2 separate regions of the Homo sapiens genome follow, and region 2 is linked to region 1. Evidence: read pairs that join two places in POLR2A ChIA-PET (ENCODE). Cell type or tissue: endothelial cell of umbilical vein. All regions are shown on one strand. Each heading gives the region's core, and the rest is flanking DNA. Links, peaks and the distances in the headings are about the cores only. Region 1 overlaps CACNA1C (calcium voltage-gated channel subunit alpha1 C). Region 2 holds the start of CACNA1C-AS1 (CACNA1C antisense RNA 1).

Region 1 (16,904 bases), core at 5,393-13,392:
GTGTACCCACCCAAATCTCATCTCAAATTGGAATCCCCACATGTCGGTGGAGGGGCCTGGTGGGACATTACTGAATCATGGGGCGGACTTCCCCTTACTGTTCTCATGACAGTAAGTGAGTTCTCACAAGATCTAGTTGTTTGAAAGTGTGTAGCACTTTCCCCTTTGTGCATGCGCTCTCTCTCTGTCTCCCCTGCTTTGCTGTGATAAAACATGCCTGCTTCCCCTTTGCCTTCTGCCATGATTGTAAATTTCCTGAGGCTTCCAGGCCATGCTTCCTGTACAGCCTGTGGAACTGTGAGTCAATTAAACCTCTTTTCTTCATAAATTACTAAGTCTCAGGTAGTTCTTTATAACAGTGTGAGAACAGACTAATAAATGGTCCCTGCTGCCAAAAAGGTTGGGGACTGCTGTCATAGAGTATACTTTTGTTTTATCTTGAGTTTTTGAAAGTTGAAACCCGGATTTTTAACCTTTATACGTATTAAAAGCATTTGCAAATTAAACTTCTATAATTTACAAAGTTCAAAACAAAACTTTAACTCATGGTTCCCTTCATTAACACAAGTAAGTTTTAAAATACATGTAACACCTGCTTCCCTCCAGCACCCAATATTTCCTTGTCATTACCAATTTAGTCTTGTATTATATAGGCAATTTCTTATATTGTTATTTCTCAAAATATTATTTTTAAAACTAAATTCTAATTTTTATTTTGTAACTATAGTTAACATAGTTATTTTTATAAATAATACTAATAAAGTTGATAAGAGTTGTAATTTTGGGCACTTTACCTACATTTTCTATTTAATCCTCACAGAAATCACACCTGTTCAGTGAAGTTCAGAAAGGTTAAATAACTCTCGCACAGTCCCACAATTAGTAAGTGGCAGGGGTGAGGCTCATTTGCAGCTCCCAGAGCTTGTGCTCTTGCTCAGGATGCCTCAGCTCTATTTAATTGGTTTCAATTCACCATTGGTCCATTTTATACTATGCTGGGGTCCTGGATTTTCATTCATCTCAATCACTTGGAACATTAAAAATTAATTGATTCATTGTCTCTGGAGGAGGACATGTATGCTTTATTTTCTGAGACCTTGCATATTTTCATATGTCTTCATATTTTTCTGCCTGAATCACATCTTATTCAACAATCCAGCTCTTTGGGTCTGTCAGTGGATAGACACGTGGAGTGCAGGCCAGAAAAATGCCTCTCAATTCACCCATTCCCACTGGTAGGAATTCCACTTGCTCTTTAGCGCCCCTTGATTTACAATGTGATTGGAAGTTTCAAACTTGTTGGCATATTTATGGTACTTTATTTATATGTTCTTAGGAAGTATATCAAGCATATTTGGTCTCCTGTCATGTTAAATTAAAAACCAGCATGGATTTTAAAAATATTGTTTTCTATGCATTATTTATATGGCATTAGTCATCTCTCCCAACTTTGTGTCTTCAACAAATTCGTTAAGTTTCTATTTTGCAATTTCATGAAGGCCAGTGGTAGACATGCTGACTAGGCCTGAGCCCCATGACAATGAACTGAAGTCCTCCCTCCAAACTGACATCAATCTGTTAATCTGCATTTTTGGGCCAGTGTTGGCCTAACAATTATTAACATATTTCTCCATATTTTTCAAAAGAAATCATGATAGATGCCCCTCAGTGCCTTAATAAAATCAACACTATCTTCGGTATTCTTTTGATCTAAACCTAGTAGACCTACAATAAAAGAAAGTTCAGTTAATTTGCCATGTTCCTAAAATTACCGATTTCTTTTGAAAGCACACACACTATTGTTTAAAGAATATACCCTAAGAGTCTTCCAGGAATTAACATCGAGCTTACTCTCCTACAGCCTCCTAGCTGTAGAAAATCAAAATGTTTCGCTTCTCTGGCCCCTACACACGCTCCATAATTTCACAGAGATCACTGTCAGAAGCTTTAAGAAAGTATCAGGAGGTTCTTCCACTACTTGGGATAAAGCTGGACAAGAAAGACTGGAATGCTTTGTAAATGCATTGGGTCAATTCCTTTGTGGCAGCGTCTGCTGTTCTGTTTCTAGCCTGTAGGCCACTCACAGGCAGGGGCTGTTGCTTCCTCATTCTCCTTCTTGCCTTAAATTCACCGCAGAGGCCCATGTGGTATTCTCATTCTCTGCAAGCCCCTGCTTGTTCTACTCTTCTTGAACTACCTTCTTTTCAGAGACTCTCCTGGAATCACAAGATCGTTCTCTTCTTTGTGCTTCCTGAGGTGTCTGTGGCTGACCTCCGTGGGCTGAGTTCTGTACGGCAGTCTCTGCTTTCAGGACGAGGAGCCCCGAAATGACTGGTCTTTCTCCTCCATGATTTCCTCACCCCAACTAACTCTTCCTCTTTCTCGGAAGTGAGCCCAGCGTGGCCATCCCTAGAGCTGCTCCCACTTCTTGAGAGCTGGACCTCTCAGCAGCCCATGGCAAGAGTGTATTTAAACGTTCTGCTTTTAGCCGAGTGAAATTTCTAGCAGAAGATTGGGACTGTTGCCTCTGTACCTATTTTCTGAACGGTATTAAGAAGTCACATTTCCACAACATAACTTAAGTTCCTCTCTCTTTGTATCCTAAGTCTCTGCACTGGGCCGCCACACCGGGTTTACAGGTTTCTACAACAGTGTGGATTTCATAGATGTCTGGTCCACTCCCAGCCTCTCCCACTGGCACTGCACCTTTCAAACAAGGTGTGCACTTTTACTGCCACTGCCAGGTCTTAAAGTGAAAACCAACTCTCAGAGACGCCTGTAAAAATTGCATTTTCCCTATTGCATTCACATTTTAAATTTATTTCCTTTGTCCTTATAGGCATTCACCTAGAGACTGTCAAAATCATGCCAATAATGGAGAAAAAAAAGAGAACTAAAAGGAGAGTGTGGGCCTTCACTCCGGCCTCACCTCTCGTTTAGGTCTGAAGACTCACATCAGATGCAGTGGACCTTGGGGCTGGTCTGGGGCTGGGATGCTGACTGATGAGTTAGGCTGTCCTTGGAGAAGACCAGGGATCAGTCCACCCTCTCTGCTAAACTGGCACTCAAAGCTCTAAGGGCTGATCGTCACCAGGCACGAGGGGATGATGGCACTGGCCTCCTGGCCTGCAGGCCGGCCAGTAAGTTTGGACCACACCTGCTACTGTTGTTCAGGGGGTCTGCCTACTATTTGAACATCCCCAGCCTTCTCCCTTCCAAACTGTGCTTCACTGACAGGTCCAAGAAGAAGCAGAGGTATTCTTTACCGTCCCCCTACCCCAAACCTTAATACACACCATTATCCAGTCCAAGACACTCAAGGAAATCAAGACTCCAGAGGCTGTAAGAGATCTTCCAGGTTATGTTGCTAAACCTCCCACACACATATTGTGGCTATTCTTATACAGAGATCACCTTCAGGGGAAAGAAAGAAAAAAGCTCTAGAAAACAGGAAGCAGGAAGGGTGGGGAGAGGCAGAGGCTGGGGTGGGGTGGGCACTGTGGAAGCACTCCCCCACTGGGAACCCCAGCAAACTGGGGAAGGATTCAACAAGAACAGAAGAGAAAGACATCTGCAAACAGCGCCAGATAGCCACCTCTCCTCCGACAGCTGAAAGTGGTTTTGTGAGTACGGGTTGGTAACTTATTTGGAGTGGACTACCTAATTGGTTGAGCCAGGTCAAAATGATGTGGAGTTTCCAAAAGCAGGAATATAGAAATGATATGGAGAGGGGAAGAATGATCATTTTAGTGGTTTCCAAGATCCTCCTCAGTATATTATGAGATGAGACAAGGTGGGTTTCCAGGGAGAAGCAGGCCCCTGATCAGGAAGCCATCCAAGGTAGCTTGTCTCCTTACGGGGAACCTCCAAGAGCAGACAATGCTATGGTCAGCCAGGGAAAGGGCACAACTGGGACAAGAGGATGCAGGACTGGCTCTTGGGTGAGGGGAGTGTTCCTCTGGAGGGCCATACTGTGACCATGTGGGAGTGCAAGAGCTCACTCCTGATGGAAGGAGGCAGTTCAGCCCAGCTGCCTGATACCTACTCACCCCAGGCCATTATTGCATGTGACTAACAGCCTGTTACGGCCACTGGGAGGATTTTGATGAGGGAACTTCTTTTATGTAGAGATTTCCTTAGGGTGAGAAACCATCTTTTATCATCCAGTTCACACCTGGGTCAGAGGAAGGCTCTCCTGTGTCTGCCTGGCACAGCTGTCCTGATGCCCGCTGGGCCTAGAATCTGGGCTGGGCCATGTGTGCACCTGGGGCTGAGCCATCCCTCCCTGCTCTCTTTCCATTCTCCCTCATTACAGTCTGCAGCCACAGGAGAGAGAGGGCTGTAGGCCTGATCTGAGCCCTCGCAGAAAAAAATATTCTTAACTGTAAAACTCAGCTTTCTCCATCAAAACACTGAGTGCCTACTGTGCCTTCCACACTAAAGGAACGATCAGAACGGGGCTCTGCTTTCAGGAGGATTATGGTCCAGCTGGAGAGGACACACATGCACCCCAGCAGGAGAACAAGTGTTGTCTTGAACTGTGTGGTCTTGAAATAAGCTCAGTGCAATGTTGAGGATTAGCTAGACTAGGTTGGGTGGGTCTATGGGGGAGGAAGGACTTCCGCGTGCCACAAAAACATGTAGGATTCAGAAGGAGTAAAGGAGAAGGGAAGTATCCCGAGCCACAGGCCCACGTGAGTGAAGGCCAAGAAGTGCCAGTCTAAGATGGGATCCTTCAATCTCTGGCACTGTACACAGGCTTGGGATGCATTCCCAAGCCTGCATCACAGCATGAAGGCACACACAGGCTGCATACCTGGGCCCCATGCTACAACACTGGAGATGTCCCAGTGGCCTTCACGCCCCCTCAGAGCTGGGGCTACACCGTATGCCTCTGTATGTCCCCAGCGCATAGCACAGTGTCTGTGGCCAGGGGGACATACCATGTGCCTATGTACACACAGAGCCACTATTTTTAAGCACCAGCTGTGTGCTAGGTACTAAACAAGACACCTAATACATACGATGTCTAATGCCAATGAATGGCCTGCGGGGTGGAGATTATTACTCTAATTTACAAATTAGGAAATCCAGACTCAAGACAATCAGTTGATCAAGATCACAGTCGGTCTCAGGCAGAGCTCGACGTCACACTCCATCTGTCTCCAAAATCTCTCCTTTCCTGTGCTATGTTATAGCAAAAGTCTACTGCTCTGAGCAACTCAGCAGTGGCATTTGCTTATCAGGGCTACCCTTTGCCTTTGACCTTGGTTCTCACCATCTAAGCCAGCTCACCTGGAACTTATATGGATTCATTAGAATTTGGTGCAGCTGCATAAATAAAACAAAAGATAATAGTGGCTTTATTTTTCTCTCACATAAAAGATGTCTGAAGGGAGACAGTCCTGGGATGGGATGGCAGCCCCATGGTCATCCTGTCCCAGGCTTTCAGCTTTCTGCTTTGCCATCCTCAATGCTTGGCTTCCATCTTATGGTCCAAAGTGGCTGCTAGAACTCCAGCCATTACAACTGCACCCTGGGAAGGAGGGAGGGAGGCAGAAGGGAGGGAAGGAGAAATGAAGGGAGGAAGGGAGAAAGGAAAAAAGGATCCTTTCCTTACTTTTTTAAAGGAGGCTTCCTTAAATTATAGCCTACAGTAATTTAGTTTATCTCTATCATCGTCCAGAGCTCACCTGGCCATGCAGGACACTGGAAAGTCTATTACAGTCTAGGTAGCAATGTGCCCCAAATCAGGTTTAGTTACTAAGGAGGAAGGCTGGGATAGTCAGCTAGCAATTTTTCTTATACTAACATTTCATTATTATTTTTTAAGTGTCAGGGTGTGGCTGGTCCAAAAGGTTAGAAGCAAAATTAAAATTGATATTGGAGCTTTTTTTTTTTTTAAAGTACCACCGCAATCTGGAATTCAGCAAGAAACAAGCAAATAAGTGTGTGAAATAATGATCCCAGCCCCCCAACCTTCCTAGTCTCCCCATGAAAAATACTCGTTGATTCCAAGCTACACATTTAAAACATACACAAGACTGTTCTGAGGCCAAAGAACAGAATCTGTAGTTTGGTATGCTGCCACCAAGGGACCAGAGAGCTTGCGCATGGTCGTGTGTGGTGAACGGCAGGCCTACACACAAGCTGAGCTAGCTGGAGACGAGTGGATTCGTATATTTTTCCTCATCCTTCCCAACTTCCCTAGGATAAGTTATGCAAAGAAAAAAAAAACATTGAATTTAAAATACTTCACTACGAAATATTACACTGAATCTACTTTATACTCTTCGAGCATTGCAATTCTTCAAACAGCCAGTAGAGACAGAAAGGTAGAGCTGGATGGACCTCAGAGACTGTCCAGTCCGGGTGTCTCCTTTTCCAGAGAAAGAAACTGCAACGGGGAGAGGTAAAATGACCTGCTCAAGCTCAAGGCAGATACATCTCTTGACTCCCAAGCTCATTCCATTCTAGCCCCTGTGGGGCAGCGGTGGTGTCTGAGGGACCCGTTGGAAAACTCCACAGAACTGTGACCTAAGACTTCAGTGACTGCTGGTGAAGTCCAGATAAAAACATGGAATGAGCATTTTTCCCAGCACCCTTGTCATTAGGGAGAGACGCAGGGGTTCTTCAGAGCTGTAGGGCAGCTTTGATGCCCCAGCGTCCATTCCAAGTGACCCAGCAGGGATGCTGGACGGAGCCACCAGGGCAGGTGTGGCCTGGGCTCCTGAGCAGCTCCCGGGCAGTGGAAGATCTAGCGGGATGCTGCAGGCAGCAACCTGAGGAATCCGGGGGAGGCATTTCCTCTTTCCTCACATCACCAGCCTCTTGGTTCTCAATGAGTTAGTTCTGCATTTGTCCTGGTGGGGTGGGGTGTGTGTGTGTGTGTGTGGGGTGGGGGGGTGGGGGGGGGTGGGGTGTGTTTGTGTGTGTTTTAAGAATACAGACACCTGGACTTTCCTCCCAGAAACTCTAAACCAGGAGGTCTGGATAGGGCCCACGAAATTGTATTTTTTACTACGTGTCCCTGGAGATGCTGAGGCAGCCATCTCGCTACTATCTGAGGACAAGCGATCGGGAAGCTGTGCACTGGATGACTTACAGAAATCCCTACCACCGTCCCAGTGCTGCTCTCGTCTGGGAAGACTGCTTGGTGGAAGAGCTTGTGATCCATCCTGCCTTGCTATAATTAACAGACCCTGTGATAAGGAGTTCTTCCTGTAGCCTCAGGCTCCCCTACCTCCCACTTTAAGTGTCTTTTCTTCCCTGGTAGTGGGAAGCCAGTCTCCATGTCCTAACCCTCCACAAACTGGAAGCCTATTACTAGGTCACCTGTCAGCCTCTCTGTCCCAGTTAAATCATCTCCATTCCCCTCACCATTCATCCATGCTCCTATTTTCCAACCCATCAATCATTTCCCCGCTTTTCTCTAAATGCTCTCCAAGTTCTCTCCAGTCCCCAAGTTGTCTTTGTTCCTAATTCTTCCCTTGAACAGTTTGTGTCTTGTGAGATTTAAAAAAAAAAAAAAAAATCCTGCTCCAAAAGGATTCGAAGGCTATTTTGACAAGATTAATTTAAGAAACCTCCCTGCAGCATCACAGCAATCCGGGAAAGAGGGCAGGTTGCATAAGAAAGTCTAAGGAAGGTAGTACAATAAATACTCCATTGTCTCCTTGGTAACACACCCCAAAAGTTTTCTGGATGCTCACATAGGCAGGAAGGTGAGTCTATGGGCTGAAGGTCCACCCACTGGCTCACTGGAAAGCCAGGAAGGACGGCTTAGCTTTCCCTCCATTCACGTGGTAGAGATCAGGGCAAGCTGAGACTACCCGAAGGACCGAGCAAGTGGGAGGAAACAGAATCGAATGTGGGAACCAGAGAGCAAAGGGAAGGAGTGTAGGAGATGGGTGGGTCATCACTGACCCCTGCTGACAATGGTATCTGTTTAAACCATAAGCAGAAATTCACTTTTGAGAAGATTTTTAAGGAAGGCAAAAAGCTTTCTCATGGGGATGATATGAAAAATCAGCCAGGAGAGGTGGAAGGAGAAAGAAGGGAAGTAAGACCAAGAGCAGAACAAAGAGAGACAAAGTTCAGTGGCTGCTGCAGACCTATTTTCTACAAAGAGCAGAAGGAAAGGGAGAAGGCAGCAGAGGGAAGAGAGGGCAGTGGAAGAGGCACAGAAATGGAGTAAGAATCTGCCTTCCCAGTCTCGGGGGCCCAGAAGAACACTGACTGCACCTCCAGTGAGGACAGTGACTGTAGGCTTTGCTGGAAACTTGGGAAAGTGGGCACCAGTTTCTAAATATTTCCCAAGAGGTGATCTCACAGAACAGCCATGTGGGCGTGCGCACTGTTCTCTCACCCACAAACTGCCCACCGCTTGCGGTTAACCTGGATTGTGCAGTTTCCAGAAAGCCTAGTGCACTTAGAAACTCGTCATTTAGCACTTCTCCTTTCTTTCAAGTCCTTTCTTATATGATAATTTTTGTCTTCCCAACAGAATTGGCATTTATTAGTCGTAAATTCCTAACACTACGGCCACTGACTTTAGAGAGTATAGTTAATTCCTGTTACTGCCACTTACTAGGTGTGGCCCAGAGGAAGTCTGTAAATCTTAGCCTCAATCTCTTGGTCCAATAAATGGAAAGGGTTGTAATGAGATTTTAAAGAGATGATGTAATTACATGCCAAGAAACATTTGCTGAATATGAATGCCTCTATCTCTTTCTGCACTGGATATGCTGAAGATGACAAAGAGACACACACACACACACACACACACACACACACACACACACACACACACACACACACAGGAGGACGCCGCTTCTTTTAGGCCAGCCTGGTGGCAGATGGGCTGGGGTGGACACACCCTCCCGGAGAACGGCACCTCCTTCTTCCATCCTATGCTGAGGTCAGGCATTTCCTTTGGAAAACCCCTCTGAGGCCTCCATAGCTGATGAGATAAGGAATCATCAGTAACTTTTCCTCAAATGGTGAACATGTTGGGTAAGAACACTTTAGATACGATTATGATAAATTACCAGTGGGGAAGGGCTGTATGTTTTGTTGCGATTTTTTTTTTTTTTTTTTTTTGAGACTGAGTTTCACTCTTGTTGCCCAGCTGGAGAGCAATGGCATGATCTCAGCTCACTGTAACCTCCACCTCCTGGGTTCAAGCTATTCTCCTGCCTCAGGCTCCTGAGTAGCTGGGATTACAGGCACCCTCCACCATGCCTGGCTAATTTTTGTATTTTTAGTAGAGACGGGGTTTCCGCATGTTGGCCAGGCTGGTCTCGAACTGCTGACCTGAGATGATCCACCCGCCTCAGCCTCCCAAAGTGCTGGGATTACAGGTGTGAACCACTGTGCCTGGCCGATTCCTTTTTTTTTTTTTTTTTTAAGGAAAAAAAACCCAAACAAATAAAAAACAAGCAGACTAAAGCCCTTCTCCACCCTTTGGTTCAATCCTAAACCCTGGCCCAATAGCTAATTTTGTTGGTTAGCCTCTTTGTTCACTAATTAGCAATTATGAACAGCTAGAGAGAGGATTACTCACCTTGAGAAGAGGGAATTGTGGGCTCAAGAGGGATGTCACTTAGGGAGAAAAGAAGAACCTCTCCAGATACAAGATGAACCAAACAAAACATGCCCCAAATTAGATACATCTTTAAGAAGGCCAAGAAAAGAAAACACAGCTCTGTTTGCCTCCACATGGCCAACATGCCACCCCCTGGTTTCTGGGTAGCTCCACTCTCTAGTACCTACTTTCATCAGGAAACAGAGATGCCAGCTTCCTTGGAGCAAGGTGATTCTCTTGTAATTTTAGACCTACTTGAAACCAGGGCGTGCAGCTGGGGAACAGCAGGTTGTTCTGGGTGGAACAGAAAATCCAATCTTGGAAAGAAGGAAAGCCTCACTTCTAATCTTGTCCAGTTTTGGTTCTCATCAATGAGTGACACATAAAAAGCCCAGAGATGACTGCGCATATTGCAAGCATAGCTTAAAAACACCCAGGCAAAGCAGGCTTGAGTTTCAAGACCCCATGGAGGATGGAAGGATGGGCAGAGGCTGCATTTTTGAGAAGTGGACAGAAAGGATGCTGCAGCACTCTAGAACGGCCAAGGCATGGACTCTGAGTTTGAAACCGGTCATTATTGCATACTAGCTGTGTGACCCTGGGCAAGCAACACAATCTCTCTGTGCCCCAGCGGCCTCATCTGTGGAATGGGAATGCAGGTGGAGGGGAGGGGAGCAATGCATATAGAGCACTTAGTATATTTGGGGAGAGGCACGTAAGCTGACCAAGTCCAGCCCCTGCCTGGACGCAGGGAAGAATTTCTATTCCCCTTTACAGAGGAGGGCAAGCCCACAGGTCAGGGTCAGACAGCTAGCGCTGGTGAAGGGGCTGGCCACACAGAGGTCATCTGCCTCTTCAGGTCATGTTTTTTCTGCCTCACCAGAGTGCTCACACAAACAGTGTGCCCCTAATGCACTGCTGGTGTGACAGGCTCTGCTCCCACAGCCTTGGGGCCAAGGGCAGCGCCTGAGCCAGCCGCCTGCCTGCCCCCTTTCCTGGGCATACAGTTCAGATGGGAGCATCTTCTCTGTGGGTTCCAATGTGAGAACACTGAGGAGCTCAGCTCCATACCACACTGCCTCTCAGTATAGACTCTGGACAGTCCTGCACTTTTCCAACCTTCCTCAACAGACAGTTGGGGCAGTGGCTGTTTTTGGCCCCATCACTTTTGAGACAAGAAGGTCAGAGAGTTACTTGTGTCATTAAGATGCACAATAAATGAGAAGTGTCTGAAACCACTCAAGGCCACAGCTTGCAAGCATTTTCAATTTTCACTCTCATCCCTAAGTCCCCAGTCTAGGTCACGGAGGCCACTTCTTGATTGTGAAGCAAAGGAAAGACTAAGCTACTGCACCAGGTAATTGGTGCATTTGCCTAACGATCTGCAGGGCAGCTTAGGTTCAATTCGATTTGATTCCATTTAACTAAATGAATTCAATTCAGCCCCATTTATTGAGTGTCCAACTAAATGCAATGTCTCACCCTGGTTCCTGGGGGTTGCGGGCCTGGAGGAGAGGGTTGGGGCAAGATGCAAGCAGCTGTGTCCTGCCCTCTGGGAGCTCCCAGGAAGGAGCTGAACAGACACGGAGGCTTGTAGATCTCTCAGCTCAGCACTGCTGACTTATTGGGCTGGATCATTCTCTGGGGTGGGGCTGTCCCATCTACTGTAGGCTCTTCAGCAGCATCCCCGGCCTCTACCCGCTAGATGCCAGTAGCTCCCCTTTCAGTTGTGAAAACCAAATCTGTCTCCACACACTGCCAAATGTCCCCAGGTGGTAAAATCGCCCCCATTGCAAGCCATAGCTGTAATAGGAAGTTAAATATAATTTTCCATAAAAGAGGTATAAACCAAGTGTCAGGTGGGCCAAGAAACAGGTGACCAGGGCAGTCTTAGTAGACAAAGTGACATTTGGGCTGGGCCTAACAGAGTCAGTAGGGTTTTGACAAGTCTCATTTCTATCTCATAAGGAAAAAATACAGCAGCAGGAAATATGAGGACCCAGTGTCAAGGGACTTGGCATAACCTGCAGGCTACAGTGAACTTCTGAAAATACTGAACCACGGTGGCACCCACCAACCGAAATGAGTCCAGGGAGCAGCCTTCCACTGAGGAAATGTGGGGGGGTGGGAGGTCCTGGATGGGGGATGGGCACTCAGGGACACAGGACAGCTGAAGTTTCTCAATATTTAACAACTGATGTGGCCATGCAGCCACATGTCAGTGAACATCAGCCAGCTTCTCCCCCTCCGGAGGAGGGCAGATCCCAAAGTTTAATCCACTCTTGGTCTTAAGTGAAAGCTTAATCAGCTCTGACCTGGCAATGTTGGAAAACCCTTTTCTATGCAATAGTTCACACTGACGGTGTGTGCGGTAGAAGGTAAGCATGATAAATACCCGGGGAAGCGGGCAGAGTTGGTTTTGCTGCAGTAGGTTTAATATCCAACCTTACACAATGTTACGCCTCCTTCTTCAGCCCTCCACCCCACCCCACACCCAGACCCATCCTCACACCTGCACCTCCAGGATTTGGCTTCATTTCACTCAGGTCGCTCAGCCTGCCCAAGTGCACACCTGGGTAATGTAAATTTCCTCACCAAAATGGAATCTAAAGCTGCGGGGAAACGACCAGCTCTGAAATGGTTACTCCAGCTAAGCCTGGAAGGTGGAGAGCAGCCCAGGGAAACGAGAATGGAACCAGAAGTCAAGGCCAGTCTTGCCGTGTCTGGAGAAGGCAAAAGCAGGTGTCAGGCCCAAGTGACATGCAGGATTCTCTTGCCATGCTCAGAAAAGCCAAATTACAAGCCAGTCTGTGGTCAGGAGTGTCTGGGCTCTCCCTGGAGGCCAGGAGAAAGGATGGACTCCGTTCCTGGGCTCTCCCAACCAGAAGCACGCACTTCTTACAAGCATAGCTAGGAGAGCATGCATGCGGAAAGGCATTTTCCCTCTCTTGGGTCTCAAAGATGGAATTCAATTCAGCTGCTGGTGAGGTTCTCCGTCCCCTTCTCAACAGTCTCCTGTTCCTCCCGGCGTTTCCCTACAGGCTGCAGTCATAGCTGCAGCCCTGGCTAGCTGTGTTTTCGCTCCTCTAAAGAAAGATTTGGCTTATCACCACTCCAAGCAGGTGGCTGCAGAGCGACCTAGAGGCGCCAGAGGAAACACAAGCTGTGTGCGTGGCTTTCTGCTCTGTGTTTCCTGCTCTGCAGGGCTTCTGTGACAGGCTTAGGCAAGAGAGCCAGGTGAGGGTGCGAGGACAGAGGGACTCGGGCAGCCTAACTGTGCGGGGCCCACATGAAAGGCGGGGCTTCCACTGGGTTAAGGGGTTCTGGAAAAACAGACTCCATCCAGTCCTTCCCGACAGCCCCCACTCCATCCCCATCAGCATTTCAGAGCAACCTCCCAGCTCTGCCACTTTCACCCAGCTCCCGGGACCCTGCAGTGGTCGCTGGGCAGGCATTTGTCTCCAGATTCTCCTTCCTCTAACCTGTGTGAACACAGTGGCCAGATTAATCACACCCAAACATGACTAGCGTCTCATCCTGCCACACACAGAAGGCCCACTGCTGATGGCAGGACAGTGCAGCACCACAGCCCAGCATTCGGGACCAGAAGGTGTGCTCCCAGCCGCCCTGATCTCCTTCCCCTGCCTCTCCCCACACAGCTCTGCCTCAGCCAAGCCATCTCATCAGAATCCCACAAACAGGCTCTGGCCATCTCAGCCCTGGGCCTGCACTGTCTCTCCCACCCCCAGACAGCCTCCCCTTCAAATCTCCTCTAGATTGAGGCACGGGTCATGCTCCACTTCCTCCAGGAAGCCCTCCAAACTGGAGTATTCTCCCTGAGCCCCAACACAATGGGGGGCACTTGGCAAATCCAAGGGCAGAGGCTGCTGACCCGTCTCCTCCATGGGGCCCTTCGGACCTTGACTTGATGGAAGCAGACCCTCCACGTCTCCCTCTCCACCTCCTGCTGCAGGGAGCCCCAGGGCTCCAAGAGGCAAACTAAGTGCTCTTCTTCCCAGCCCAGGTGCTGAGCGCGGCAGCGCCGCCTGTTAGGACAGTCTTCCAAGGCAGCAGCATAGAAGCGCTCCTGGCATGGGACAGGTAGGGAGGATAAGAGCACGGCCAGGGGGACAAGGTTGTCCCCATGGGCTTCAGAATTTCCCAGCACCAGGGGGGGCTCACTCTGCTGTGTGAGTCAGGCCTTGGAGACTTGCAGGGTGGGTGAGAACTTCTGCATAGGCCAGCATCTCTCCCTGTGGAAATTCTACCCACCTGCCAGACTCAGCCTGAGGCCACTTTCTCCAGGACAACAGCCCCCAGCATCCCAACCAGAGTGACGTGGCCTTCCTCTAAACTCCCTCCCACCTGACCTGCTTCGGTGCCAATTCCACAGGTGACCTCGCCCCAGCACCCAGAACACTGCCTTGCACGTGGAGCGCTCAACCAAGATTACTTTAAGGACAAGATTCCTTAAAATAACAATCCCCCCTTTTCTTCCACAATAACAATCCATCAGTCCCTTGTGTGTATGCTTCATAAGTTGAAACTGCATTTGTCTTGCAGAGTCTGATTTGGTCCTCGCCACTGCTCTGAGAAAGTCAGTGTGACATCATTATCCAGTCTTACAGATTGGCAACACTGGAGGTCAAAGGGGCCTTTTCAGATCCTATATCACAACAAAGAGGTAGGTCAGGGTTAGTCCTGAACTCATTTTTCTTTGCCAGACACTCAACGGTCCACAGAGTCTATTTCCCCCAACAAGTAATGCAGTGCTAATTCAGCATCCTTGGGGGTAACCAGCATCTCCCCACCAAGAGGTATGTCAGGGTTAGTCCTGAACTCATTTTTCTTTGCCAGACACTCAACGGTCCACAGAGTCTATTTCCCCCAACAAATAATGCAGTGCTAATTTCAGCATCCTTGGGGGTAACCAGCATCTCCCCACCAAGATAAAGAAAGGAGGCCATTACTGGAAAAGGCGGGATGACAGCAGCGACACAGAATTCACCTGGCATGTCTTGTGAAGGTCTTCAAACCCGACCACGTTTCCCCAAATCTTCCTGCAACCCACACACATCAAATGCAGGCAGCTTATTTTGTATGATTGATGAAGACTTTTTTTAGCATAAGAATTTAATTACAGGGTAACTGTATTTTCAGAGGGCCTGTCAATTGAGGTCTCACCATACAGACCTTCTGACAACCTTAGGCAGCCTAGGAGACCTCGTCAAATGAGCAGGAGAGTGGGAGAAGAAAGTAATGTCTTCAAGTCGGTGCCTCTGCCAAGGCCCACAGTGCAGGTCTGGGACATTAGGTGAGCATCTCACCTGATGATGCTCTAGACTGTCTGTCTTCACACCAAGCTGCTACAGAACAAACTGGAAACAGAGAAAGGGAATTTTTGTGGCTCTAGGGACAGGGTGATTGTGCTGCATTTTGGGTGAAAGCCTGACGTTTCAACCAACACATTTCTGAGTCAGGACACAGATAACAGGGCAGGTTACTAAGGTCTTCTGCACTGGGCAGACAGAAAACCTGACAAGACCGGAATCCTGGCTTTGTCCTCAGGACTTTCCAGAGCCTGGGGATGTCTCTTCCTTGCTCCCGTCTCCTTGTTGGGTAATTTCCAGACCCACGGTGTGCAGAAGAGGTGGTGGGCATGTATTTAGGGGTAGGGGTAGGGAAAGGGGCAGCCCAAGGAAGCACCTGCAGAACCCACATGGGAGGAAACACGCTCTCATGACCCTAAGCCAGGACACAGGCGTGCAATGCTGTTTTCCCTTCTGCAGCATGGCAGACACCAACCAAATGAGAAGATCACTGCAGACACACCCTGGGGAAGGACAAGTGGGAAAGACCTTAGAAATAACCCATCCCTCCACTGCCAGCCACGCCCTGGACCCTAAGGTCCCTCAACTCCTGCATCAGCCACCCTTGAGGAGAGGAAGGACAGAAGGGTGGGGCAGGCCCTATGCCACCCATTGCTGACAGGGCAACTGAGGAAACCAGACCACCTCCAGGGCCAGGAAGTGGCCTTGGGGACCGCTGCCTTGTTTATTCCAGGCCGCTTCAGCAGAGGCCAGGTGAAGGGAGATGGTTTTGCTTCAGCCAATGGCCATCGGAGGCTGGGGTGGGGGCTGCTCTCTGAGCACTGGGCAAGGCAGAATTAGAACAGCAGATCAACCCAGGCGATTTCGGCCACCTTCGCCCCAGGGGACATTTGGCAGTATCTGGAGACATTTTTGGTCATCACAGCTGGGGGTACGGCGTGACTGCTACTGGTACCCAGTGGGTAGAGGCCAGGGATACTGCTAAACATCCTACCATGCACAGGCCAGCCCCAGACAAGAAAGAATTATCCATCCCCAAATGTCAATAGGGCCAAGGCCAAGAAACTTCCATTAGAGTATCTGAAACAGTTCACTCAGAAATTGCCTTCAGAAGGGGCCCGAGGGAACAGACCAGAGGGCCTGGCTAGGGCCAGTGGCTGGAGCTGCTCCAGGGCAGCCTTCGGCTTGAGTTTATGAACAAGAACTTTCTATCAACTAGATGGACATCCAAGGGCTTCTCCATCATCCTTGCTTGATTCGACAGGTCCTGCCAAGAAGGCTACAAAGGACTCCTGAGTCAGGTGGAAGAATAAACAGGGTGACCTCCAGGGTCCTTCCAACCTGAAGACTCTGGTGTCCTGCGACATGGGGAGGTGCCTGCGAAAGGGGGCAGAGCTCAGCAATTGTCCAGGGGAAAGGGCTTGGAAAAAAGAGGACTCCATTCAGGCCAATGGCAGCTGAGCCGCCGAGCCTGAAGACAGCCTCTGCTGCCCATATGAGGGGGTGACCAGCCATTCATCATCCAGGCATTCGGGCTCTTCAGTTCATGGGCATCAATGGCCCCGCAGCCCAGCACACTTCCTCTTCTGTTTGCCATCATTGTGGACACATTCAGGCCCCATTGCCCCCTTGATCTTTCTCTTTCTGCTACTTAAAAGGCTTAGAGATGAAAGAGACAGATTCTGGAGCCAGACTGTCTGGCTGAAATCAAAGCAACATCACTATTTGTGTGTGCTTGGGCAAGTTATATGACTGTTTACTACCTCAACTTCCTCATCTGTAAAATGGGAGAGTCACAGTCTCCTACCTAACAAGGCTGCTAGGAAGTAAAGGCTTCAGCAGCATCTGGCCCATGACCACCCCTCACTCAGTGTTGATAATCACTCATCTCATCACAACCCACCCCTGGGGAAGGTCCAGTCAGGGACTCCTCTCTGCTTTGGATCTTCACCTGATGGAGGTGAGGTGGGGTCTCTGGTCTCACACTA
Region 2 (12,616 bases), core at 567-8,566, 330 kb before region 1:
CCGCGGAGGCGCGGCCGGGCCCGGGGCCTGCGAGCTGGGAGAGGGCAGGCGCCTTCCTCGCGCCCCGGGACCCTCGCCGCCTCCTCTCCCCGCCTCTGCAGACGCAGCCGGGCGCCTTCCTCCCGGAGGGCGGCTCGCGCACCCAGGCTCCGCGTCTGGTCCCAACAGAAATGAATGAAGACGCTGTTCCGGTTAACTCCAGGTCACGAGAACAGTGAGGCACTTCTGAAACGAACCCATTAGGAACATTGAAACAAATAAAAAAAAGCCCGCATCTGGCAGCGCCCACTACAGGCTGCTGACGTAGACCCTGCTGTCCTGGAGCTCCTCCTCACTCGGTCGACCCCGCGCGCGCACACAGCCCGCGTCCTCTTCGCCCCCGGCTCGGTCCTGCCCCGCGTCCCTGCAGTTCACAAAGGGTAAGAGGGCGCCATTGGGGCTCTGTGGGGCGCCCCCGCTGAGGATGTTGTCGGCCGCGCTCTCCATCTCCTCTATGGTCATGTCGCAGGCGTCGGCCAGCTCCTGGGTGGTGACCTCGATGAACTTGGGATCTTGAGCAAACTGCCCCAGTCCTTCTGAAATCAAGACCTGAAGGAGCGGGGTGGGAGCCATGAAGAACCAAAGGAACATTACTCCTGGAGCCCAGCTCTTCCCTTGAGGGCTAGAGCGAGGGGGTATCTGGTAGGTCACTTGGGGAAGTGTGCGTGTGTGCACGTGTACGTGTGTGTGTTGGGAGGGGCACCCATGGGGAACAAGTGGAGATGGAGCATCTGCCAGAATTAGGGATGTGCAGGCCAGAGAAGTTTTGGCTGGGGTGGTCAAACACTGTCATCAAATATATGAAGACTTGCTTATGGCCCAGCACGGTGGCTCACACCTGTCACCCAGCACTTTGGGAAGCCCAGGCAGAAGGACTGCTTGAGCCCAGGAGTTCGAGACCAGGCCCAGGCAACACAGGGAAACTTCGTCTCTACAAAAAATTTAAGAATAATTAGCTGGGTGTGGTGATGCACACCTGTGATCTTAGCAAGGCCAGAGACTGAGGTGGGAGGATCATTTGACCCCAGCAGCGCCAGGCTGCACTGAGCTGTGATTGTACCACTACACTCCAGCCTGGGTGACAGAGCGAGACCCTGTCTCAAAAAACAACCAAAACAAAAACCAGAGAAGGTTTGGCTCTCAGAGGGGCCGGGGGGTTGCCCTGATGCTGTATCAGCAGATCCCAGCCTGCCTCTCTCCTTTCTGACACCCACTGAACCTTTATACTATTCTTTCAGAGAAACCATTCTCCCTGGTGAAACTGCTGAGACAGGCCCACTGCCCATTGCCTGCTGCTGCCTTTCCAGGGGTGAGGTATCTGTGCAAACACGGCGCATGCCCCTGCCTTGCTTCTGCTGGGAAGGGCCAGCAGGTGACCCTTAAGCTTCTCTGTCCTCCCTACCGGCTGCTTAGTGCCTGGCTATGGGAAAATCGGCTCCTGAGCCAGCGGGTCGGGGGAAGCTGAGTGCAGCCTGGCACTCGCTCCTTTCAGGCATCTGTTTGTCTTGCTCCTTGCCCACGCCACTCATTCTCTCCTTGCCCTGCTTAGTTTTTCTTTGGCACTCCTGACCTTCCTGATGTGTTATATATGTATGTGTTTATTATCTGTCTCTCCTCACCATGATGTGAGCTCATGAGAGCAGAAGCTCTGTTTCTCAGCTGTGTCCCTGTACCTAGAACAGGGCCTGCACATGGTAGGCGCTCAGGGAAGGTCTGTGAAATGAATGCAGGATGATCGAGGCCACAGGAATACCAGACTTTGAGAGGTAAACCTTGGAAGCCACCTGGTTTAACGCCCCACCTCCTGCACCACAGCCTGACGCCCGGATGAGCACAGTCTCTGCTTGGCTATGTCTGATGATGGGGGGCTCACTACCTTTCAGGCAAGCCCCTCTCATCTTGGAAGAGCTCATTTGGGAAGGTCTTCCCCATGTGAGCTGAAATCTGTCCGCTGGTGGGCTGAGCCTGCCACCCTTTCCCCATCCCACCCGTTGCAGGTGTGAGAGGTGTATCGCACCCTCCAAAGTCACCTCCTCTCCAGGTTTTCTTCCCGAATTCCCTGAAACGGTTCTCCTAGGAAATGGTTTCTAGGAACCTTGCCATCCTGGTCATCCTCTGTTGGGTTTGTTCCAGTGTGTCAAAGGTCCCTAATAATGTGGTGCCGGGATTGCACTAGATGCTCTGACCAGGCAGAGCACAGTGGGACTGAAAGCTCGCTTGTTCTAGGCTAGTGGCTCTCAACCTTGCTACACGTTAAAATCATCGAAGAGCTTTAACAATCATCAGTTAATCTGTCCCGGGTTTCCAAAGCTCCCCAGGTGATGCTCACGGGCAGTCAGGCCTGAGCACCTTGGATCTTGCCTGTCTGTGTATAAAGGCAGCCAGGCTCACATTTGCATGTCGAGCAGCTGCAGTATAAGGGATAAGTTGCTCAGTGGTTTCTGCCGCCCTCTGCAGTGGGCCCAGCCTCAAGAGAGCCCATAGCATCTTGTGCAGTCATGGCTTTCCGCACACGAGCCCTCCTGCAGCCCTGAGAGGGAGGGTCTTTCGGGCTCAGATATTGACTGCAATGAATTTGGCAAGAGCCAGGTGCTCCCTTCTCAGCCCCGCATGCCAAGTCCCCTTGTTGCCCGTGGCCTCTCCCCCCTGCCCATCTGCGAGTCACCTACCGCTTCCACCAGGCTGCTGGCACTGCCGTGGAACTGCCTCCCTGGGGCCCCAGCCTGGCTGGGCACCATGAGGGAGACGGGCCGGACTCTCCGGGCGGCGCTGCTGCCCCCGCCACCGGGGGTGGTCTCAGCCCAGGAGCCGCAGTGGATGGATGGGAAGCTGCTGTTGAGTTTCTCACTGGACTCGACCCCCTCAAGCCGCAGGGTGGGGACGGGCTGTGGGGGCCAGCCTCGGCTGCCAGGTGTGGCTGGTGGGGTGGCAAAAGGCCTAGGGAATGAGGCAGGGGAATGGCTTCTCTGGAGGAGGGGGCTCAGGCCTGCCACTGCCAATGCCTGCGGACACACAAGGAGTGTGAGTTAATAGGAGTGGCCGACCCCAAACAAGGCAGGCCCCTGCTTCTGAGCAAGCACTGCTTTGCAGCTGCTGTGTCCAGCTAGCTCCACCTGCCTGGTATTCCCATGCCATTATTTTCCCCTGTCGGTCCTATCTCAACCTGGCATGACTTTCAACTATCTCAAAATACATCTTAGGATCATCTGGGTCTGAAGTGATCTCTTTCTCCTGTAACTTCTGAAAGCTGGGATTGGGTGAAGTCGTGGTAACCTGCTTTTAGCCCTGGCCTGGTCACCTGTCAGCTGTGCATTCTCTCGCTCTTGGTTTTGTCCTCAATAGAATGGAGAGCAGGGTGAGGCCTGCATGTCTGTAAAGCCAGAAAACGAATGCTGTCTATCCATCTGCCCTGTGGGGCTGGTGTGAGGCTCAAGCGCAATGAGGTCTGTGAAGAAGCGCTGTGCACCTCACAAAGAGTTGGGAAAACCAGTATTTGTGGTTTTAGTTCTCACAGTTAATGGGGCCATTCATAATGCCCTGCCAGTCTCTAGCTCAGGTTGTCTTTGAGCCATTGTTAAATCCGGTGCTGTATTGTGATTAAAAGATTCAGGGCTGGGAGCAGTGGCTCATGCCTGTAATCCCAGGACTTTGGGAGGCCAAGGCGGGCAGATCACCTGAGGTCGGGAGTTCAAGACCAGCCTGACCAACACGGAGTAACCCAGTCTCTACTACAAATGCAAAATTAGCCAGGCATGGTGGTGCATGCCTGTAATCCCAGCTACTTGGGAGGCTGAGGCAGGAGAATCACTTGAACCCGGGAGGTGGAGGTTGTGGTGAGCCGAGATCGTGCCATTGCACTCCAGCCTGGGCAACAAGAGCAAAACTCTGTCTCAAAAAAAAAAAAAAAAAAGTCACACGGTACGCCCTCTGTCCCTGAATATTCTTGAGCATCCTGAGGGTAGGGACCAGGCCTGTCTGGCTGTTGCCATGACAACCTGCCAGGGCAGAGGCTCTGCAGGGTGAGCTGCTCTGATGGGATGTGCTCCCGGGAGAGAGCGACACTGTGGTGGGGAAAGACCACCTCTAGGGTCACAGAGTACAGGAGGAGAAAGAGATGAAGAGGAGAGTTTCGTGCCTACCAGTACGACAAGAACAGATAGGTGAAATCGACTTCTAGAAATCTTTTAAGATAGCACACACAGTGTCCCCACATCCTTCCACCTCCTGCCCCTGCCCATGGTGGTCCTCAGCCTGGGGCTCCTGGGTCCCTGGGAATCTGAGAAAAGTGTAAGGCCATATTCATTATTTCAGAAAGCCCAGTGGAAGACAACACCACACAGGCTAAGAAAACCTGTTTATTTTTTGGAGCTGAAGTACTATCAACTCAGCCAGGCCACACTGGCCATCTCATGCTGATTATGACTTTTGATTGGCAGTTGAATGCCTTTGGGTACAAAGCATAGGTCTATTTAAAACATAGGTCCATGCTATAAAAGAGTATAACTTTAATAAGGTCAGAATGTTGGGAAACCCAGGTTTAGACCTCAGTTTGCCTGGGGTTAATAGACTGGCCTTAGATAACACTGAAGTTCAAAGATACTAAGGCATGTTTGGTCCTGGCATCTTGGATTTCACTGTCTCAGCTGGAGTCAGCCATGCCAAGAGACATTTCATTTATGGAATCTCCCTGGACCTGCTTCCCACGGATGTCATTCCCTACTCTTGACCATGTTGCTGGTGGGTTCTTTAATCACTTCTTTATGTCACTGGATGGATTTTTGTGTGGCAAAATTTCCAGGTATATTCAAACTCTAGGTACAAGTACATCTTCCTGAGTGCCCTGAGGCATAGGCCAGTGTCAGAGGCGTCAGTGGCATCTGTGGCAGCCTAAGAAGAAAGCTCAGGTGGAACCTGCAGCTGTGGGTCCTCAGGATCACACAAAGAGCTCCTGTGCACCAGCACTTCCTAGGCCCCCACCTGCGATGCTGCAGACCTTGCCGTGGCCCTCACCTGCACAGGAGTGTGAAGCCCTACAGGGATGGCTCTTAGGGCAGGGGCAGGACGTGCCAGCCATCTGAGACAGGCAAGACCCACTGAAGTCTTCAGGATTTGTCCGTCACCCTGGGGACTGTCTGGCCTGCTGGCAGGTGACAGTGGCCTGTCCAAAAGTGTGAGCTACCTGATGATGAACCAGATGCAAGGGCAGGACTGTCTTCTGAGAGATGTCTCCCCCTCGGTCCTTCTGTCGCTTCAGACATTCCAGGTGGAAGGAGGCCCTTCGACCTGCAAAGCCAGCCAGAGAGCCACCATCAGGGCAGGAAAACAGGGCACTGGCCTGTGACAGTTTACACCCTGGTGGGGTGCCAGGAGCAGTAACTATGGCCCGAGACGCTCCTCCTTTCCCCTCCCCTCGTCTGAGACGTATTCTGGTGTCCAGGGCTCATCCCTGCACACCCTGCCTTTGGAATGTTGTCTCCTTGCTTTGGAAATGCCCCACTGTGTGGGGCTGATTTGAGGCAGGCCACAACGATTTCCCAATCATCCCTGACCAGTGTTCTCTAGGGAGTAACCGCCGACCACATCCAGAGAGCGAGCGGTGCATTTACCTAGTGAGGCAGAGCGGAGGAAACCCCTCTTCGGAGATTGCCGGATGTCCCTCTTGTCCTCCTCTGGGAGCGTCAGTTGCCGATTTTCGTCATCCTGGTAGGAGAGCCTGGAACAGAGAGCTCATGGGGCTTGTTCCTGGAGGCTGAGAAGTGGCCACCCACAGGGACAGCTGCACCCCCGGAAAGCACTTTGCTCTGATCCTTAGTGAAGGGACGCACACTTTGTGCTTACATGCAGGTTTGGGGAATTGCCACCCCAAGAAGTTCTGGCCTGCCCCTGACGTCTTCCAGGCCTGCTCAGTGGGAATGGCCAGCTCCTCACCCGCAGCCTGTCTCATAAGCCTGCAGTTCTGACTTGGGGCAGTGAAGGCACTCTGGGGTCAAAGGTGTTGAGAAAGCGGAAAGAATCCTAGGCCCATGAAGTTCTTTTGGGGAATGGCCTTGGCTCCCGTGTTTGCATGAGCTGATGCTGTTTTCCCCAGTGACCCTCAACTTTCACCCAAACTTATGCCCGTCCCCCGATTTCTCCCGCCCTGCCACCCCCTCATCAGCAAGAGCACATAAGCAGCTGCCTACAACCACTCTACGGTCACTCAGTAGGTGAACAGCAGGGCTGTGAGGGACCTCATGGGGCATCTAGTCTATGGCTTCCAGGCCTTTGATGGAAACTCGATGAGAAGTAGATTTGACAGCTTCTCATCATGCACAGACACACCTGATGGAATGAAACCTCATAGCCTTTGGTTACCCTCGGTGCATGCGTTGCACCCTGGTGAGTCCCAGTCCACTTTAGTCTGTTCTATTTTTATTAAAATTTTGATTCACAATCTCTGCTGGGTCAGCCTGCAGTTCAAGAAGCACAGCTGCATTCCAACCTCATTCCCAGATGAGACCACTGACTCACTGGTCCCTGGTGCCACCCCACACCTCTGAGGGTGACTCCATGCCTGCTCATGGTACAGCACAGAGACTTGGATGATTTATAGATGTGCAGGAAGGCTGGTAGAGTGCAGACCGCAGTATTTATACCTTCAAGACTAGCTCTTACTCTCAGCTAGCTAAGGCCTCCCTATTGTATTTTCTTCTTATGCAAATCACCCTGGCTCTTGCAGATCCAGCTTCCATTTCACCTTGTGCGTGGTACCAGTTCAGGTCACCCTGCCCTCAACTTTCTCTGAACGCCTGTACCCCTGGGGGTTGTACCACTCTGGGGGTAGTGAGAAACTCTGTGTTATCTTCCTCTCCTGAGACCCTCTTAGTTTCCTAGTTTGTGGAATTTCCTTGAGGATGGAGACTGGGTTCTTAACAACCTAGCAGAGTGCCTGGTGCACCAAGCACTCTAGAATAACCGAAATAGTTTAAAATATATGCTCTTCCTGATTTCTAGGGTAGGTGGTCAGGCATTCGTTTGTATTCTCTAAGAATCAATTTAGAGACAGTTATCTCATAAGGAGCTTCAGGTATTTCCCTTTTTTATATTGACCGTGTTTCACTGAGTCAGAAAAGTAGAAGGCCTGTCACCCCCACCGTCCCATTTTGCTGATGGGGACACGAAGGCACAGGGCAGTTGAGTGATTTGTCAAGTGCCGCTGGTTGGGACTCTTTCCATGCTTTTCCTTACTCACTCGATTCTTCTTTCTATGCTGGGGAAAAGGAGGTGCTTCTGCTACTCTTCCCATCCAGTTCCCGAGCAGAAAGCACTGGACCCCAGGAAGCCGCATGCTGTGCTGGCCTGGCTGCCATTCTCCCCACACTCCTCAGGGTGGGGCACCTGGTGTCCCCTCCCACCACCTCCAGCCACACCTTTCCTGTCTTCAAAAGCCTGCAAGGCTAGTCCTTCCTCACTCTGAAGTCCTTTCAGGAACTGAATGGACTGACATGCTGGGAGGGGTCGGTGAGGGCTTCCCTCCCGCCCTGGGCCCCCGTGGGGCTCCTCCCTGTCTGCATCGGCAGCTCCAGGGTTCCCTGGCGGGGCTGAGAGAGGACACACCCTGCATCGTGCCTGGCCACGCTTCACTGTGCTGCCGTTCCAGAGTGGGACAGTGGCTCCCAGCAGGTGGCACAGCCCCCCAGCATCCCAGGTTCTTGACATGCCTGCCCTCCAGCTCAGAAAATAATAGAGAAGTGGGAGCTTCTCTCTAAACCCCTGGAAAAGTGTCCATCCAAGGAGCAGGCACACCTGCCGCTGGCCTGCCTGTCCCTCCAGAGGGCCCATTTTCAAGTGGCTGCACGCAAGCCCATGGGACCCAGGCATTACCCCCTGGGGAAAACCCCATGCCTCAATTTCCCTTTCTACAAAATTGAAATGACATATGCCCTCTCTGTCTCAGAGGCCTGTTGTGAGTCATGTATACAGTAACAGATGAGACAGGGCTTTGAGGGTGAAAAGAGCCAGAAAAGCTTCGGAAACACTGTGTCTCAAACTTCTGTGGATGTCACTCTGTGTCTCAAACTTCTGTGGATGTGACTCAGAGTCATAAAGATGTTTCTCAAGGAGACCCCCAGATAGCCACATCTGTTGGCAATTAAGCAAGTGTTTCCCAGCACAGCGCTTACCTTTGTGACGTTTGACGCATTCTGATAGTTTCTGATATTGTGCTGTGCTGCACCTGCTTTTAAGGGCTAGTCATTAGTGACCAAATGGATGTCACCACCTTCTAAAGGATCTAGAACTGCAGCTAAAAATACTCTAAGAATGGCAGCAAGGACAAAAATCTCAGGCCTGGCTTTGCCACCAGTGCCCTCTTCTGGGCAGCTTCATTATAAGCAGTGTCTTGAAACACTTGTTTAATTATCTATATATGTATGTGCATACTGAGTCTCACCAGAAAATATATTTATGACTGTGTCTTACAGCCTACAATGTTTATAAAACAATGTTCAGAAATTTTCCTGGCGAGGAAACCCCAAGCTAAAAAGGGCATCGTGTATGTGTGTGTTGTGTGTGTCTGTGTGTGTGTGTGGTGTGTGTGTGTTTGTGTGTGTTGTGTGTTGGGGGGCTCCCATTTCACTGAGGAGATGAAAGAGGCGGTGCAGATGTTTTCTCTGTGATCTCCTCTCCTCCTGCAATCAGCCCCAGAGGAGGGATCTCAGGGACCTGCCTCTGCCTCCCCACATTTGTTCCCACACTTGGGTCAGCCTCAGCAGAGGGCAGCAGAGCTCACATCTCTGTGGAGAGCAGGCTGGGCTCACTGCAGGCCTCCGTGTCATGGTTCATCTTCACTTCATAGGTCTCATCCTGAGACGTCTCCTCCTGACCCGCCATGGCTGCCTGGCTCTCCCGGGAGTGGCACCTACAATATCCAAGATGAAGAAAAACATCAGAAACTGCCAACCTTCCTCCACTTCCTTCAGCAAGTAAAGCATCACACACGCACACACATGCAGGTGTACACACGTGCACAAACACAAGCACACACACGTGAACAGGCATACAGTTGCTGGTGCTTTGTTCTCCTGTGATTGCTGATGGATCCATAGAAGTGTTCAGATTAGGGTGAGGGTCCCATTTGGGAGAAGGATGTCTGCTGTGGATCCAGGAGTCCTGACCCCAATCCACTTACCCTCTGGTCCAAGTCACTTGGTCCACCTCATGCCTCAGTTTCCCTATGAAATTGGAATGACATATGCCCTGCCTAACTTAGAGGCTGCCCCCCACTCACCTCCAGCTATGACACCTGGGTCTTTGGCATTTGGCATAGCTGAGAAGTCCTTGGCCTCTTATTTTGATGGTGCCCTTGATTCTGACACTGGCACCCTGGGGTAAAGGCACAGAGAGGAAGCCTCACCTAGAGGGGTTTGCTCTCCTGAGCAGAAGGCAGTGAGCCTGAGTCCCTGCTGAGCCTGAATCCCTCCTGAGCTCCAGATCCTCACACATCGGAACGTGCCTTTCCCTGCTGGGACAGGGTCAGGTCATCTTTAGCTCTGGACCAAGGCCTCTTCCTTTTCCTGTCTGAGCTCAGCTCAGTGCCTCCCTTTGTCTTGCTTTCTATAGACCTTGCATGCTGGGCCCACTTTATCCTCAGACCCCTGAGGGCATCAGAGAAAGATCCTGGTCCATCCTCTCAGAGCCGAGTGCTAAATCAGTGCCCTGGCTCTGAGCATCCCAGGCAGGGTAGAAGCAATTCTCTCTCTCGAGGAGGAGGACTGCAGACTGCCACCCGCCCCGCAGTGGAAGGAAAGATGAGAGGTGGGAGCTCCAGGAGGACTGGGAGGGGAGGGAGGTGGAGTGGGCTTTGGTGAAGCACGGAGGGAGGAGCTGGAGACGCAGAGCAGCAGCAGGCAGGCAGCAGCACTTTTGGGGGCCACCGGGCACAGGACGTGCTGGCCCATCCTCAGCACAAGCAATGCTGGCACTAGAGCTGCCGTTAGCCTTGAGCTGTGACACGGGGACAAGGGAGCTGGGACGTGGGCTATGCTCCTCCTCTTCACCAAGCTGAAGCTTGATGCCCTGTGTGTTGTTTGTACCATCTGCAGTGGGCAGAGGGAACCGACATTTCATGAGCACCGACTGTGTGCTGGGCACTGTGCCGGGTGCTTTGCATGTATTTTGCTATGTGGAGAGATATATCTGTGGGGACAAGGAAATCCCCTGGGGTCTCCTCCCCCAGCTCCTCTAAACATCCCTCTCCCCTTATGTCACAGAGAACAAAGCTTCACATGAAAATGCCCTTAGAGGGTGGGGAATTAGTTCACCCTGAGATGCTAAAGACGGACGTGGAGCCCTCCTTAAGCAGAAGCTTCATGAGGCCAGAGGGGAGAAGGGGGTATGGGGACCCAGTACTTGGGTCCTCAAAGGCCGTGGAAGGGGAGTGAGGTTGCAGAGAAGGATGAGGCCCCCACAACAGGTGCAGGCCCCCAAGACTAGATGCCTAGATTAGATCCTCTCCTATGCAAAGCCAGCCCTTCAGGCCGGCACATAAAATCCAGTGCCCAGCACACTGCCCTGTGCACACAGAAGGCAGCAGTGCAGGCCTCATGAATTGAAGGATGCCCCCAGTGCTGCTTCTGGGTGGCTAAACCAGCCAACCTTGCAGAAAGGAAAGCAGACAGGGAGATGGTCCTTTTAACTGGCCTGTCGTCTGACACAATTAAATGCCTGAGTCCCATGGGCTTGCATGCAGCCCTCTTGAAATGGGCCCTCTGCAGGGACAGGCAGGCCAGCGGCAGGTGTGCCTGCTCCTTGGATGGACACTTTTCCAGGGGTTTAGAGGGAAGCTGCTACTTCTCTATTATTTTCTGAGCTGGAGGGCGAGCATGTCAAGAACCTGGCATGCTGGGGGGCTGTGCAGCCTGCTGGGAGCCACTCTCCTACTCTGGAAGAGCAGCACAGTGAAGCGTGGCCAGGCACGATGCAGGGTGTGTCCTCTCTCAGCCCCGCCAGGGAACCCTGGAGCTGCTGATGCAGACAGGGAGGAGCCCTGCGGGGGCCCAGGGCGGGAGGGAAGGTCCCACCATCCAGCATGTCACAGCAGTGCATCCTAGAGCACAGGGATGAGAGGACAAGGAGAAAAGAGTGAGTCAGGAGTAAGAGGTACAGTCAAGACCTCCAGGAATGATCCTGTGCTGGGCAGAATGGGCCAGTGCTACAGATGGCGCCTCCCACAGGGGATGCCCTCTCCGGGAGGCTGGCAAAGGGGCTCCAGGGAAGCAATGGAAACACCATTCCCATCTCGGCTGGGAGAAAGGCCAGGTTTGGGCAGAGACTCGGGGAAGGGCAGACGGGATGGTTTCTGTTGTGAAGCCGGAACACAAACATCTGATGATCACATTCTGCCACTCAGGAAGTGTGGGAGAGGAGAGGGCCCTGTGGGAGAACCAGCGCCGCAGGCCACTGCTGACTTGCCCTGAGCCTGCCAGGTCTGATCAAGGGCAGGACTTGGGAGACAGCATAGTGCCTCCTGCTCTTGCTGGAGTCTGGGGCAGCAACCTCCTGGAAGCTTGAGGGACAAGTGGCTGGCCGAGGCCTCCGTCTCCTCCACTGTCTCCTGAGGGTTGCAGCACGTGGGCCCTGTGTGCCGCCTGGGGTGGCCAGCCTCCCACTTACCTGTTGGAGCTGAGCTTCCACGCCACCTCCTGCACCCGGATGGCAGGGGACAAGGGGGGCCCGTGGCCCTCCACAGTGCTGACCGTGCTGGGGTAGCCGGCGGGGCGAGGGAGGCGACCCAGGGCGGTGTTGTTGGCGTTGTTGATGTTGGCGTTGGAGCCGGTGGACGAGTAGCTGCTCGGGGTGAAGGTGGAGTCCACCAGCTTCTCGTGGGATGGCGACTCAGTGTCGCCCTGGCTGCTGCCCGCCTTGTTGATGTGCAGCGGGCGCTGAGTGGTGAAGGTCTGGGGGAAGGCGCTCCGGCCGTCGCTTTGGTAGTAGCTGACGTGGTTGCCGAACAGGCCACCGGCCCTCTGTAGGCAAGAAGGAGGGGTGGGTGGAGAAGCCCCTTAGCACCCACTCCTCCCAGAGAGCAGCCTCCACAGCCAGGTCAGGGAAGTGCAGGGCCTGGGAAGGCGGGCTGCCTTCTTTCGGGTAGGCACAGCCCTGCTGGGAGCCAGGAGCACCTGAGGACCTTCTTCATGCCTGGCTGCTCCAGAGAGGGAGGGACCCGGAGTCTCAAGGCTCTGGACTCCCCTCTGCAGCAGCTGGGAGAACCCACCCACCAGTGGGGATGGGATTGGGCAAGGGGCTGCCGCTGGTACGAGCTGCCCTGGAGGTTTCCAGTGAAGCCCCTGAAGGCTGGGAGTGAGTTTCCAGGGCACGTCTAGGATGGTGGTCCCTAAGAGCAGCCAGCACACCGTGAGGGCGGGGGCTGGGAGAGCGACCAGAAGATTCTAACCAGATTTAAAAAATGGAAACCCAGTGTGCTCACAGAGCTAAAAGCTGGTTGGCCAAACGGTTTTGAAAATGAAGAATTTCCTGCATGATGGTCTTTTTCCCCTCGGGGACTCAGAGAGATTTAAAACCAGGAGCCAATGTTTTT

The links. Peaks named below come from ENCODE experiments on the same cell type or tissue, not always from the same donor. Only the 100,000 strongest peaks of a DNase experiment are listed, where the experiment ranks them.
Region 2: POLR2A ChIA-PET joins it to region 1 with 8 read pairs; 2 of 35 experiments call an interaction of 5 or more read pairs at or near these places.

Annotation. Positions count from the first base shown.
Region 1 is chr12:2,350,169-2,367,072 of GRCh38, reverse strand. The region is part of intron 3 of CACNA1C (calcium voltage-gated channel subunit alpha1 C); the gene reads right to left. Among named protein-coding and RNA genes, the nearest start is that of CACNA1C-IT3, 89 kb to the right of the region's middle. RefSeq lists enhancers at 12,680-13,274, 13,275-13,871, 15,228-15,728. In endothelial cell of umbilical vein, for the core only: no CTCF peak of the experiment used is centred there; a DNase peak (open chromatin) is centred at 8,942.
Region 2 is chr12:2,678,872-2,691,487 of GRCh38, reverse strand. It overlaps CACNA1C (calcium voltage-gated channel subunit alpha1 C), which reads right to left. Exons shown (of 47, transcript NM_000719.7): 42 at 11,692-12,044; 43 at 8,810-8,938; 44 at 5,646-5,752; 45 at 5,219-5,322; 46 at 2,709-3,041; 47 at 1-588. The coding sequence ends at 289. CACNA1C-AS1 (CACNA1C antisense RNA 1) reads left to right here and starts at 331. Exons shown (of 4, transcript NR_045725.1): 1 at 331-419; 2 at 509-681; 3 at 1,278-1,348. RefSeq lists an enhancer at 11,509-12,472. In endothelial cell of umbilical vein, for the core only: no CTCF peak of the experiment used is centred there; no DNase peak of the experiment used is centred there; H3K27me3 peaks cover 270 bases.